2 separate regions of the Mus musculus genome follow, and region 2 is linked to region 1. Evidence: chromatin contacts called from ENCODE Hi-C or POLR2A ChIA-PET data. All regions are on one chromosome and are shown on one strand. The core of a region is the stretch at or near the end of the contact, and the rest is flanking DNA. Distances in the headings are between cores, read along the strand shown. Region 1 holds the start of Xylt1 (xylosyltransferase 1). Region 2 overlaps Xylt1 (xylosyltransferase 1).

Region 1 (6,506 bases), core at 3,279-5,778:
GAACCCCGAGGCAGGAATATTTGAAAAGGTCTGGAATTTTTTTTTTTAACTTGGTGATCAGGTGGTGGCCCAGCTAACAGTCTTTTTGCCCCCCACTGGCTAATCCCTCTATTTCACAAGAAATAGATGACACACAATGTCACCATTTTCATGTGCCCTGGAAGACTTGAGTCTTTTTTTTTTTTTTTTTTACTTTTCTGCTTTACAATACTGAGGGTCAAAGATGTTGGGCATCCTGCTCACGCATCATGAAATGAAAATGTTGCTGGGTATGGGTTTTGAACCTGGGTCTGTACCAGGCCCCAAACGGTGCCGCTTCTTTCTGGAAGAATGCCCCTGGCTCATTTCACCTGGCCCCAATCCTGCAATTGATGGATGTTCATTCCACATCCAGAGCTCACCCAAGGCCTTGCACTATACCAAATAGCAGAGAGAGCAGGCATAAAGAAGTGAGGCAAAAGAGACACTGGAACACCACAAGGTCCTGATGTTACACAGCCTCCTCCATGGAGCCTTCCATAGAGGACCTTTCTCCCCTCTGATGCTTTTAGCCACTTAACTTTGATAGAAAGAGGCTTGCTTCAAACTGGTAATTCAGACTAGCTTCAAACTGGTAATTCCCCTGCCTCGATCTTCCAAGTGTGTGTGCCACCAAGGTTGACTTGATCAGTAGGGATGCAAAAAGTTATTTGTATGAGTTAGCTTATTTAATCCTTACATTTAAAAAAAGTGTCAATAAACTCCCATTATTTTAAGCCCCATTTTATGGATGAGGACGTTGAGGCATAGAACTTAACAATAGATATTTTAAAAACTCAGTTAAAATGCAGCAGAGGGGAGATAGACCAGCTGGTAAAGAAGCTGACTCCACAGAAACCACAGAAGATAGCAAGCCCTGGGGTGGGGGTGGGGGGCAGTTGATTCTGGGCAGCATAGCTTTTTTTTTTTTAACTTCCAGGCTGAAAATCAAATAGAAATAAACAGCAAACAAACCAAAAAACCCACCCCTGAGGTTCCCTTTTGGCTTTCATGCACACAAACACACACATGCATGTGCACATGCGCTCGTTAAGCCTGGGCAAGCTAGTTCTTATCTATCTCATTCGCTCCGTGCACTGATCCTGGAATTGCTGTCAGTGAAATAAATGTCTTGTCCCTCTGTCCTGTTGGACAGTTCTTTGAGGGTGAAGACTATCCCAACCATTTCCTTTGCAATTGCTAGCTCAGGACTGGTCACACCCAATAACTCACAATGCCCAGTGACAGATTCAGCCTTCCCATCCTTGAAGGGATGGAGAAACAAGATTTGGCATTCGGGGTGGTGGTTGAGAGTCCCACAAATCAGGCGAAACTTCCCTAGAGCTCTGTCTCCTGGGGCCCATAGCACGGGAGCTGGGGAACCACATTTAAAAAGAAAGGTTCCTTGGGGAATCTTCATCATCTCCAGATTCCACTTGCCCAGCAGGACGCCTATGTGTAATAGGGTTCCATGCATCTTTGTGGAGTGAAAAACTGAGCTTCGAAAATCCTGAGGACTCAGAATACAGTGGTTAGAGGCACTGCCGAGTCTCAAGCAGGGCCCTGGCCTCTTTCTTATCCATCAAGGCCACCTGCCTCTCTATGCACAACTGCAAATGAAAACTCCTGTCCCTCTTAATGCAAAAGGGCTATTTCTGTTTGGTAGTTCAGCAAATTTAGGGTACCCACACTCTGGATGTCCCAGCCATACTGAGATGGGGCATTTTAGATACTCTAATTTACCCCAGCTCCCAGCTATCTGTTCCATCTTTACCTCTCTAAAATGTTTGAAGGGCTACTCATCTTGGAGCCAGAAGAAGAGAATCCCAGATGCCACCTCAGGTAAATTTTCCTCCAAAACCCATCAAATGAGCTGTTTATGGCATCTCTAACCTGCCCAGGGCGACTGGACCTCTTTCTTGAGTGGCTTTTTATGTATGAGTCAAGATAAACAACTCTGCTTCTCCAGGGATTTGGGCCCAGGATCTTTAACCTCAGTACTGAAGCACTAGGGCCCTGAGGGAGCTGAATCACAGCCTGGCCCCTGGAGGACTGCTGTTAGCTGTGTCATGTGGAGGAAGCACAGGTCATTGTTACTTTACAGACAAAGTGCAGAAGCGCTCTTGAGACAAAGGTGGGCTGGGGGCTGGAATATTCCACACAGCCAGGGCAGGACTTGGAGGCTATGTTTACATGACCTCTTGCTACTCATTTAGCACTAAGAACCCTGAAGTTCTTGGGGCGGGGCGGGGTGGGGGAAGATGACTTGACCATGGTCGGGGAAGCTCAATGGAGACTTCAGGGACAGCCGAGGGAAGCCATTCTTCTACTCCCACATGGCTCTATGGAACATTTGAATGGCTACAGAGATAACAGATTTACCCCAAGGCCAGAGGTGTATCTAGGAACCCTGGTTAGATTCATTTCCTTGATCTGACTTCCTGAGCTTTGTGACTGGTTTAGGGGTAACTTAGGACCTAAAAATTACTCTGTAAGAAAACGCTCTCTGCATCTTCTAAAAGAATCCTGGACTGCAGATGAATAAGTTACAGCTAGTCTAAGTCACAGAATCTAGGACTCTTGTGATGTTCCAGTGTGAACAGACACTGTGGGAGAAAGAGAGGAGAAAGGAAGAGAAAATTCTGTAGTGGTTGTTCTAGGTTGCTGGATCAAGCCATGCCTGGAGTTAGTGCTCTGCAATAACTAGTTCTACAATCCAGTAAGGCTTATTTTTAGATTGTTAAACCAGGTGTTTTATTACACAAACTATAAATATTCCCAACTGATATGCAGATAAGAGGAGACTGGTGAACCAGGGAGCTGCCTCTCCTCTACAGTCTCACTGTTGATGAAGTGGGAATGCCTCTGTCCCTGGCTGCAGAGCTAGAGGGGGCCCTGGAGCAGATTGTAGACTGTCAGGGTAGCAGGTTGGCTGAGGACACAGCTATCCCAGTAGCACTCTCATGAACCCACGGCTCCTTTGCAAATCTCTCTAGGGACGATGGTCATGTTTTCTTCTGAGATTCCATACCTACCTACACCTGACTCTCTGGCCTTCTAGCTGACTGTAGATCAGAGGCACCCTTTGTCACCTTGGGATGCTTGTACCTGATCCCACATCTGGCACACATCAGTGCTCTAATATGCTGGTGCAGTGGATGGAAGGGTCCACTTCTCGCCACTGTTGGCCTTGCTCTCTGATAGATTCTGTACATATCCACTCGCTTCCCTTTACAAACCAGGGTGATGTTTAAAAGGGCAGGAGACAAAAGACCAAGAATTCGCTGTAAGTCCCCAGCTCACTGACATAGGTAGACATCAGTCCCATTCACATGCAGACATTAATAGATGCTATGTATCAAAAGGGGAAGTCTATAAGACTGAGTCAGAGAGAGCTGGATGAAGTTTGAGTTCAGAGAGATTATTCCTTCCAAACTCTCACTGACAGAGCTCAGAACAAGGTCAAGGGGGACAGTCTTGGTGGCTCAAGGTCACCAGTCAGTCCAGGAAAATGCTTCTCCTTATAAAGCAAGGCTGGGCTGACCCAGCTCTGAATCTAGTGCACACAGCAAGTCAGACATCAGGAGGGCGGATGGTAAGAAGGGCGTTAAGGGAGGGAGGCTCTGTGGCTGGGAGGGAGACTTCAGCTTGTGGCCAGGGAGGGTTGGAAAACTTCTTTAGCCACCAAAGCATTCACTTGCCAACTGGATTTGGAGGATGTTGGATTGTGAGTCTTTGGGGACCAGAGAAGTGAGTCAATGAGCCCTGAATCTTTGGTTGGCCCTGGAAGGGGGGGGGGGTGACTCAGAAGTCGCAGTGCTTGTGCTGATTAACCTCGGCGAGTCATTGAGAACCTCCTCCCCATCGTTTCAGTCAGTGATCCAGGAATCCCAGGCTGCACAAGAGCCAGGACCTGTGACACTCCTACGTTTTCTCCCATCTCCACCTGCCAAGGTTTTCTCTCTGTGCAGCCAAAGATGCCGGGACGGAAAACTCCGCGCCTCCTGCAACTCCGCCTCCAGTTTTCTGCCACATGGAACACAGACTCTCAGGACCCTTCTTTCCCTTTTCCTGACCTCTGCAAGCTGAGCTGCCCTGTTGACTCTTCTATCCTCCACTTTCCGTCTCTCTACCCCTTGCACCGGCCTTTTCGCACCCGTACCTTGTTCCCACGCCTGTTCTGGGGGGTGTCTGTCTGCTTCCTTCGCCTCCACCCCCTCCCTCACCTTCTCCTCCCCACGCTGCCCTCGGCTCCTCCTCCAGGCCCCGCCCTCTGCTCAGGGCCCGCGTCCCTAGTGGCCCCTTCCCCAGCCCTGGTACCCCTAACGCCCGCCCTAGAACCCTGGGGGTTGGGTTGGGGACCCTGACCCAGGGAAAAGGGAATCTCGAGGGGCCAGCTCCCTTCCGAGCCGTGTCCCCGCGCGCGCGCGCCGCGCCCCCTCCGCGGCCTCCCCGCGCCCGCCTCCCGCCTTCCCCTCCTCCTGGTGACGTCCGGGTCCCTGCCCGTCTGAAAACTCCGCGCCGCGGCGGTGGAGGAGGCGGCGGCGGCGGCAGAGGAGGAAAGGGAGGAGGAGGTGGTGGAGGAGAGGAGCAGGAGGAGGAGCAGCGGCGAGCCCGGGCGACGTCGGCGGGGCCCGAGCGCGGAGCCCCCGGGATAGAGCGCGCACCGGGGTGTCCCGGCACCCCGCTCGCCCCGGGCCGCCGCGGAAGATGGTGGCGGCGCCGTGCGCCCGGAGGCTGGCGCGGCGCTCGCACTCGGCGCTGCTGGCGGCGCTCATGGTGCTGCTGCTGCAGACGCTGGTGGTGTGGAATTTCAGCAGCCTGGACTCCGGGGCTGGAGAGCAGCGGCGCGCGGGGGCAGCGGCGGGAGCAGCCGAGCAGCAGCAGCCCGCGGCCCCGCGCCGGGAGCGCAGGGACCTGGCTGCCCATCTGCCCGCAGCCCGCGGAGGACCTGGAGGCCGAGCCGGCGGAGGAGGAGCACGGGGAGGCGGCCCCGGAGGAGCCCGCGCACAGCAGCCTGCCAGCCGCGGGGCACTAGCCTCCCGGGCGAGGGTAAGGTGCCCTTTGGGAAGGGGATCTCGAGCCCCGCGGACAGAGAGACAGATGGGCGACCCTACCCATGCCTCACATTGGTCTTGGCCACACAAGTCCCGATATCCGAAGGGACTCTGCGCCCTGGCTGCCTCTGACTGCCCTGGCTGCCCTGGGCAGCTGCAGGGTCGTGCACTGAGCCGCGCTGCTCTGTGCGGAGTCTGAGGACCGCCCCCTTGGGGTCTGGAAAGTGAGCTCCAGAAGAGACTCGCTTTCTAGGGGGTCCTGTTTCCTATCACTCTTTCTGGGCGTCCTACTTGCTCTCTGGGTGGGGGCGTTGATGCCTCACTCTCCACTCGAGTACGTGCATCGGATCGTGACCGGATCCTCAGCCGCTGCTCAAGGGTAGTTCTCCACGCAGCCTCTTTGGTCTGAGCTGTTTGCTGTGGGCTGAGAATGAGTGTGTTAAGTCCTCCACCATGTCCCTGGTGCCCAAATCAACACTGGGTCTTGCAAGCCTGATCTGACTTTGGGTCCTGTTTTCCCCTCTGGGAATCTACTTCTCTCTCCACCTTCCCCAGTCCCCACCTTCCTCAGTCCCTAACCTTGCCATTTCTTGCCCTCCCTGACTTCACCTCCAGGTATTGCCCCTTAGTTCCAGCTGGCTGTCTCTGACTTGACATGGGTGGTCAGTTGCACTTACTGTCTGTCTGTCTGGCCACGCTATCACCACACCTCCCAGTGTGCTTTGCTCTTCTTGGATGTGAATAGTCAGGTCTCTGAAACTGTCTTCCAGTTCTATTAGTACCATCTGGTTGGCTAGGTGGGGCACCGGCTTGTCTTCCTCTTCTATCCCCAACTTCTTTGGGGTATCTGTTTCACCTTTCTCTGAGCTAGGAGGGCAGGAGATCTGAGTCCGTAACTACTGTACAGGGTCTCTGCTCTGCGTAGGAATGAGTGTCTGTCTGTCTTTGGGCTGGTGTGATATGCCATGTGATTCTCTGTCCATCATCCCAGTTCCCTGCAGAGAACTGCCCAGCATCTGAAGGACGGTAGCTACCGGGGGAGTGTTTCTAGGATCTGTAGGAAGGGAACAGTCCTTGTTATTGCTTGTCACTCCGGCAGCCCTTGCTGAAGACTGCCTAGACACAGCTACACAGCTGTGTCAGAAGTGCTTTCTGATGTGCTTAAGTTCTTCAGGATTGTTTTGACCCTTGTTGCCCGAGCACAGCTCTTTATGTCTGTGAGCTAAAGCAGTCTCAGGACTTGATCTGACAGAGCATTTGGCTGCTCTGTAGCTACCAAGGAGAAGTCTTACCCTCACCTGTAGTGATGCTTGTGCATGAGAACCTGAGCATTCTCAATGTCCCCAAGTCCAAGGGGACCCAGGCACTCACTGCCTTTGAACTCCTGGAGTTGATCATGTGTTCCAACTGGAAAAACAAAAAACAAAAAAC
Region 2 (6,855 bases), core at 3,059-5,558, 34 kb after region 1:
CCCCAGAGCTCGTGTCTCTAGCTGCATATGTATCAGAAGATGGCCTAGTCGGCCATCAGTGGAAAGAGAGGCCCATTGGTCGTGCAAACTTTATCTGCCTCAGTACAGGGGAATGCCAGGGCCAAGAAGTGGGAGTGGGTAGGGGAGCGGGTTGGGGACTTTTGGGATAGCATTGGAAATGTAAATGAAATAAATACCTAATTAAAAAAAAAGAAAAGAAAAAGAGATAGGCAGAGTAAGTGGCTAACACAAGACCAGCCAGTGTGCAAGCCTTGAATTTGGGTTAGACTCCAAGTAGCTGCATTCCAGAGCCCAGTTCTCCATCACACCCAGTAGTACACTTGACTGCTATGCACTGAAGCTTAGGGTTGCCTAATGTGGCCTCCGTGTGGCAATTACCTGGGCCAGAGTCACTTCAGCATTCCGTGCAAGGGGTCACGGTGTCCCATGTAGTGGAATCTTCTGGTGAACGGCAAGAAAGACTTCCAGCTACATCTTTTTTATGCTGATTACCACCATGAGTGAAAAACTATGCTCAGGATGTCGATGTGGAGAGCTGTGGGTGGGGGGCGGTGATGATGGATCTCACTTCGGGAATAATTCTAGAATAACACCATAGCATATCTCTCTCTCTCTCTCTCTCTCTCTCTCTCTTCCTTCTGCTCCCTCCCCTCTCTCTCCCTCTCCTTCCCTCTTTTCCTCTCCCTCCCTCTCTTCCTCTCCCTCCCTTCCTCTTTCTCCCTCTCTCTCCTCCTGCTCCTCTTCTTCCTCTGCCTCCTCTTCCTCTTCCTCCTCCTCCCCTTCCTCCTTTCATTTTCTCTCTTCCCTCCCTTGTTAGCTCTCTTTTAACTTTTCTCTTCATCTCCTTTCTCCCTTTCTCTTCTCCTTCCTTCTCCTCTCCAGAACACAGACCTGTTTAAATCTGTCTTTATTTCTCTCACCTCTTTTCTGTTTCCCTCGTCTACTTTTTCTCCTTTCCTCCCCTCCCCATTGCTCTCCCTCTTTCCTTCTGTCTGCCCCTTCTCTTCTCTCTCCCTCTCCCTTCTCTCCCTTTCTCTCCCCTGCCCTATCTTCTTCCCTCCCTCCTGTCTTCTCCCTACCCCTCCCACTCCTCTTCATTCTTCCTTTCTCTTCCCCATTTTGCATTTCTGGGAACCCAGGGCTTTCAGCCTGCCAGGCTGTTGCTCTGCCACTGAGCCACACCCAACCTCACTTGGCTTCCTTGAGCAGAGGCTGGAGCCTGAGCCCCACCCCAACTTCTTTTGCACAGTTGGAGGGCATTCCATCTCCTCATCAATTTTTGTGAAAATGTTCTTGAGTGTGTGAGCCTTTACGGTGAACATTTACCTTCCTCTGGCACTTGGCTTTGGTTTCAAGGACCCTGTTGAAAATATGGGTGCGCACTCCCAAGCTGGCGCTCCAGATGGCTGCTACTCCGGCCCCTTTGCTGCAGATACTAGAAGGCTGATTTGGCCTCGAGGAAATGATGTTAAAAGTCTGGGGTTGGGGGTGGAATTCTGCTGGCTTCTCACAATCTGCCAGGTTTATATTTCCATGTGTTTCGGAAAGGTTCTCCTGCCTCCAAGAGTGACTTTCTAGAGATGGTAGATGTGAACAGGCTATGAGGCATTCTTTCCCATGCGTGCTCTTTTTTCATGAGATCCTTCTCAGGCAGTTTGCTTGGGCTGGTGATGTGTCTTGGGGCGCTGCTCCAAGAGGGAAGTGGTGCCGCCTTGGATGTGGATATCACTACACTCCAAATACACATGTAGGTGACATCGTGCTCACTGGCTCCTCATGGGACACTTTCCTGGCACAGCTCCAAAAGCACTTGGCTGAGATAAAAATCTCCTGTCCCCAGATGCCTTCTGGTTTTTGTGGAGTCAAATAAGATTGTAGGAGAAGGATGCTGGGTTTGGAAGTGGGTTTCTGTGGCCACATGTGGGAGATTAACCCTAGGGGAATACCATGCTAGCAAAAAGCAGGCGGCTAGCTCCCCACACTGGCCCAGATGTCTCCAGAGCTCTTGCCTCTGTGTCTGAGAAGTTAGAATTTTGGCAAGCATTTCTTCTTCTTCTTCTTCTTCTTCTTCTTCTTCTTCTTCTTCTTCTTCTTCTTCTTCTTCTTCTTCTTCTTCTTCTTCTTCTTCTTCTCTCTTTTCTTCTTCTGCCTTGGCATAGTCTTTGGAGTTCTTTGTGCAAAATGTTACATGTGTCACCTGACCACTGAAATTATGCGAAGATGGGCCTGAGTGCAGAGATTGCCTGCTCTCAGTTTTCCTGTCTGTAAAATGGGTCCTGTATGTTGTCTGTACCAAAAGATCCTCCCAGAATTTAATGGGCAGAAGCACAGAGACCATTTGCCAGGGGTCCCCCTCCAAGGAGCAGACAAGATTAACTGTTCCCACCATCGTTGTCAGAGTTTCTGCATTCATGGCTTCCTGGACAGTTCTCTGGGTTTTACAAAGTAGACTGACTAAGGCTTCACTCCTCCCGCTGTGACCTGAGCTGTGTGACTCCCTGTCCTCGGTGTAGTGAGTGTCATAGACACTCAGGTTTTCATAACGAACATCAGGTGTTGCTGAACTGAAATTGGATTTCTGGGCTCCTTCCCAGTTCTCTGTGCATCTCATTACCTACAGAGCATGGAGGCCATGTGGTTGTTTGGAAATTCATTGCTATCCCTAACTCCAGGAACCTCCCCCCCCACCACCTCTGGGGTTCATTTCTGCTTTCCGTTTTTTATAGAGTGACCTCATTCTTCACCCATAGCTTAAAAGCTGATTGTGATCACGGGAGCTTTAAATAACAAGATCAAACCCAATTTTAGCAAACGCTGACACCATCCCTACTGTGTGCTAACTGTGGGGCTCAGCAACTGGTGGTGTCAATCAGAGCCCCAAGCAAACCGAGGAAGTTAGGGTAATAATGTCTGTGAGGCTCTAGAGCAGTGGCTTTCAACCTGTGGGTCTGGAACCCCCGAGGGGAGCATCTACCTTTCACCGGGGTTGTATATCAGGTATCCTACGTATCAGATGTTGACGTTATGTTTCATAATGGTAACAAAATTACAGTTCTAAAATAGCACCGAAAGTGATTTTATAGTGGGACAGTACTAAATGGTCACAGCATTAGGAAGATTGAGAAACACTCACTGATCTAGAGGCAGACAGTACTGGGATTTGATTCCATCTGCCTCTTCCCTGCCTCTGTGACTCCAGGCAGGTCACTTCACCTATCTGAGATGCGGAGGGTGTGTGCCCCATCAGGCGGATGGATGTCTTCAGGAGGAAGGGAACAATGCAGTCTATGATGTGCACATCCTGTAGTAGATCAGTTAGTATCTATGCATCTGTCCTCAGCTGCTCGTGGGTGCATGCAAGGAGGAAAAGTCACAGAAGAATCATCGGAGGCCTGAGCCCTGGAGAAGCCGTTGGCATCTGTGTGTAGGCAGGTGAACACACCGAGTTGTGTGCCTGCATGCAGAGGCCAGAAGACACCTTCAACTCTCGTTCCTCAGGCACTGTTCACCAAGTTTTATCAAGACAGGGTCTCTACCTGACCAGGGAATGCCAAGTCGGCCAGCTAGGCTGGCTAGCAAGTCCCGAGGTGCTTCTCTTTTTGCCTCCCCAGTGCTGGCCTTTCAAGCACACGATACCACACCTGGCTTTTTTTTCCCCTTTGTGGGTTCTGGGGATTTAACTTAGACCTCTGTGCTCAGGCGTGTCCCCAGCTTGCCACTGGGTATTTTAACATACTGAATTTCTTTTGCCAGTTGCTGGATCTCGCCAGCACCTAGCAAGAGCTTTGTAAGGATGCTTCATAGGATGGGTTGGATACACTAGTAAATACTCTGAGATTTGTTTTGCTCCTCCGGGGCCTTTTCCTCCCCAATCTCTGAGGCCAAACTTAGATGTAACCAAAACCACAGCCGCCTTCAGACAGGGAGGGAGCCTGAAATAGCTCAGCGGGCCCCGTCACAGGGGTGTCTAGTTTTACAGCAGCTGCCTCTGTCTTCGGAAAAACCTCACTCGTGTGGTAGGAGTCAGTGGTGAGGCACTGAAGCACAGGGCTGGGGAAGGGAGTTTGCTTTGGACAGAGAAGGTTCTAGAAGGACAGAGGGTATGCCTTCTCTTTACCTGGGTGCAGAGCCTGACTCCTGTGAGTCATTTCACTTGCATTTCTGCCCTATCTGGAGTAATCTGTGTGAAGTGTGTGATTGGAGCGTCTCCAGGACAGATCCCAGGAGGCTCGAAAGCATACTCGGGAGGATGTTGCTTCCACATGGCACAGCGTTGCCTCATTCACTTGGCATGTGCCAACTCTCCCTTGCTCCTCCAATGGCCTGTCCAGCTGTGTGAGAGGGAATGAGCAGCAGAGTTGGGTTGGTGTGTCATGAGTGTGCAACCATGCACCACTGAGTGCCTACTGTGTGTCCCACGGGGCCTCCCGTATCCCCGCCTTTTATCTTCCTTAGTGACCGTGCATCTATTGTATGTAGTCAGAGCTGCTAATGTCTGTTAAATAGTTGAGGGGAAGGGAGCATGAGGACCTGAGTTCAAGTCCTAGAACCCATGTGAAAAAAGGAAGAGGTGGCAGACGTTGGTAATCCCGGGGCTGGGGGAGGAGATAGGAGGGTCTCTGGTGGGTGTGCCTATGCTTGCACACATGCACTCACTTGAGTGTACGTGCGTACACACACTCATGCACTTCTAAAAAAAGTGCATCCCTTGAGTCAAAGGCAACAGGCTTATGTAGCATCTCTAAGCAGATCTTTTACCTTATTCTTTCTCTTCTCACTTTTCTTTATGAATTTCCCATTTTCACACATGACGAGTAGTCTGCGTTCCTCTTTGTCCCACACCTCAGGCCTAAAGTGAAGTACATCAGTCACTGCACAGATCTCCTTGGCTGCTGCCTGGATGAATGGGAATGAATGAGTATGGAGCGAGGTGGTTTCTGGGAAGATCCTTCTGTGCAGATGTGAGCATGCTGGGATGTCTCCTTGAAGTCTGGGGTGTGCCTCAGTATGGGATGCGTGCGCCCAGCAAAATGAGACATTGGTGGCATCGATAGCTTTGCAACAATCTTCAAAAGTCAGTGGTGGGCAGAGGACACGGTTTCTGATTCAGAGAGGGTCACCTCAGAGCTGTCCACTCAGATAAAGCCCTGGCTCAGAAAACCCCAAACACAGTGAAGCAGACAGAGTAACAGGATTTATGCAATACTCAGTTAAGGGTAAACCCAACCCCATAAATGCATGTCCAGGATTCAGTCTGCCAAATGAAATGTTAAAGGCGCCAAATGGGTTTTTGGAAGGGATCAAAGCTAAGTCGTAGTTTGCCTGCCCATGATAAGCTTATCCAGCTCTTCAGCGGGAAAGACCAGCAAGAGTGAAAGAAACGCCAGATTGTGGGGTACTCTGCGGTATCTCAGATAGTTTTCTTTTTTAATAAAAAGGGAGAAGGCGATTTCAGACCTCTGTATGAGGCTGGCATTCCTCACCAGATACCGCTAGGGCTGCAGAGGAGACACTATGGCTCAGAAGCGTCCCAGTTTGGCAGTCTCCTGAGCTGGCTTCCTAGCCCAGCATCAAGATGACTAAGGCCATTGTGGGCCTTGTGTGTGTGTCCTGTGTTTCATGCTTAGTGGTAACCCTGAGCTGGCTATGGGCTTCACGTTTGTGTGTGTGTGTGTGTGTGTGTGTGTGTGTGTGTGTGTGTGTGTGTTTGAAGCTGGTTAAGAGAAGATCCACAGTAGAGGTATCTTCTAGATCACACCTCCTAGCCTTACCTCTGTACTTTTTAATGTTTTCTTCCCCACTAACTGAAACCAATGCTTTTCCATAGGAAGGTATGTAGTAATGAAGCAACTTGGAGCTCTGTCCTCCATGACTTCGTTCTCTTGTGCACCCATCCAAGTTACCTCTGATGTAAGTGTAACTGCAGATTCTCTTTCCAGGGTGACAGCATCTTGTGTGTGTGTGTGTGTGTGGTGTGGTGTGAATGGGTCACGGGTGGATGGTGGGCAGGGCAAACATGGCCCTGGGTTGGCAGCTTTTCTTTTGCTTTTTCATCAGTGCACCCAGTGGAGCAGGAGCCTCGCTCCTGCCTCAGGAGCTCATGCCTGGACCCATCGGGGTCAGGCCCCTCGAGCTGGAAGTCTCCAGTTGGGTTGGAGCTTGAGGTGCTGTGTGTCAGAGCCCTGTGTGCTCTGGCAACAGATGAGGCCAGTACCAACCAGGGAAAAGTCAAGGCATTCGTCTGAGACAGAGTCCTTGCGTCAGTTTTAACGTGGAATAGTCAATGTGTCTTCCATTGGGTAGTGACTGGTAGGTACGCTTGTAGGATTAATAACTGGTGTAGCAAAATTTGGAAAACAATGAGATCATACAACCCTGCCACCCCTCCTTCCCTCCCTCCTCTTCCTCCCATTTCAGTGAGGGGATTGAAATCAGAGCCTCACACAGGGTAGACAAGTGCTTTGACACTGAGCTACAGCCTCAGCCTATCATAATCTTTTATTTAAAAAGCAGACCTGCCGGGCCGTGGTGGTGCACACCTTTAATCCCAGCACTTGGGAGGCAGAGGAAGGCGAATTTCTGAGTTCGAGGCCAGCCTGGTCTACAGAGTGAGTTCCAGGACAGCCAGGGCTACACAGAGAAACCCTGTCTCGAAAAAAAATCTAAATAAGTAAGTAAGTAAGTAAGTAAGTAAGTAAGTAAGTAAGTAAATAAATAAATAAATAAATAGCAGACCTGCTGGGGTTTGAGTTATATACTGTGAAATTTATACATTTAATGTCTCAGCCAATGATAGTCAACTAACAGAGCTGTGCACCCATCACCAAAAGCTAA

The links. A loop is a pair of places that touch in the nucleus more often than their neighbours do. ChIA-PET counts read pairs that join two places held with the same protein, here RNA polymerase II (POLR2A).
Region 2: a loop to region 1 is called in a map of gastrocnemius, with 2.0 times the contacts of the local background. The contact joins the enhancer-like site here to the promoter of Xylt1 in region 1. A Hi-C loop is called at or near these places in 6 of 37 maps with a recorded cell type or tissue (T-helper 1 cell, T-helper 17 cell, gastrocnemius and 2 more). POLR2A ChIA-PET finds 5 or more read pairs at or near these places in 2 of 5 experiments (both embryonic stem cell).

Annotation. Positions count from the first base shown.
Region 1 is chr7:117,376,451-117,382,956 of GRCm38, forward strand. Xylt1 (xylosyltransferase 1) reads left to right here and starts at 4,529. Exons shown (of 12, transcript NM_175645.3): 1 at 4,529-5,070. The coding sequence starts at 4,729.
Region 2 is chr7:117,410,868-117,417,722 of GRCm38, forward strand. The region is part of intron 1 of Xylt1 (xylosyltransferase 1); the gene reads left to right. Among named protein-coding and RNA genes, the nearest start is that of Xylt1, 33 kb to the left of the region's middle. Within about 2 kb of position 4,309, at least 1 of the 3 ENCODE cell types and tissues checked has a DNase peak (open chromatin) inside an H3K27ac peak, as active enhancers do; it is heart, where a contact is called at or near this core.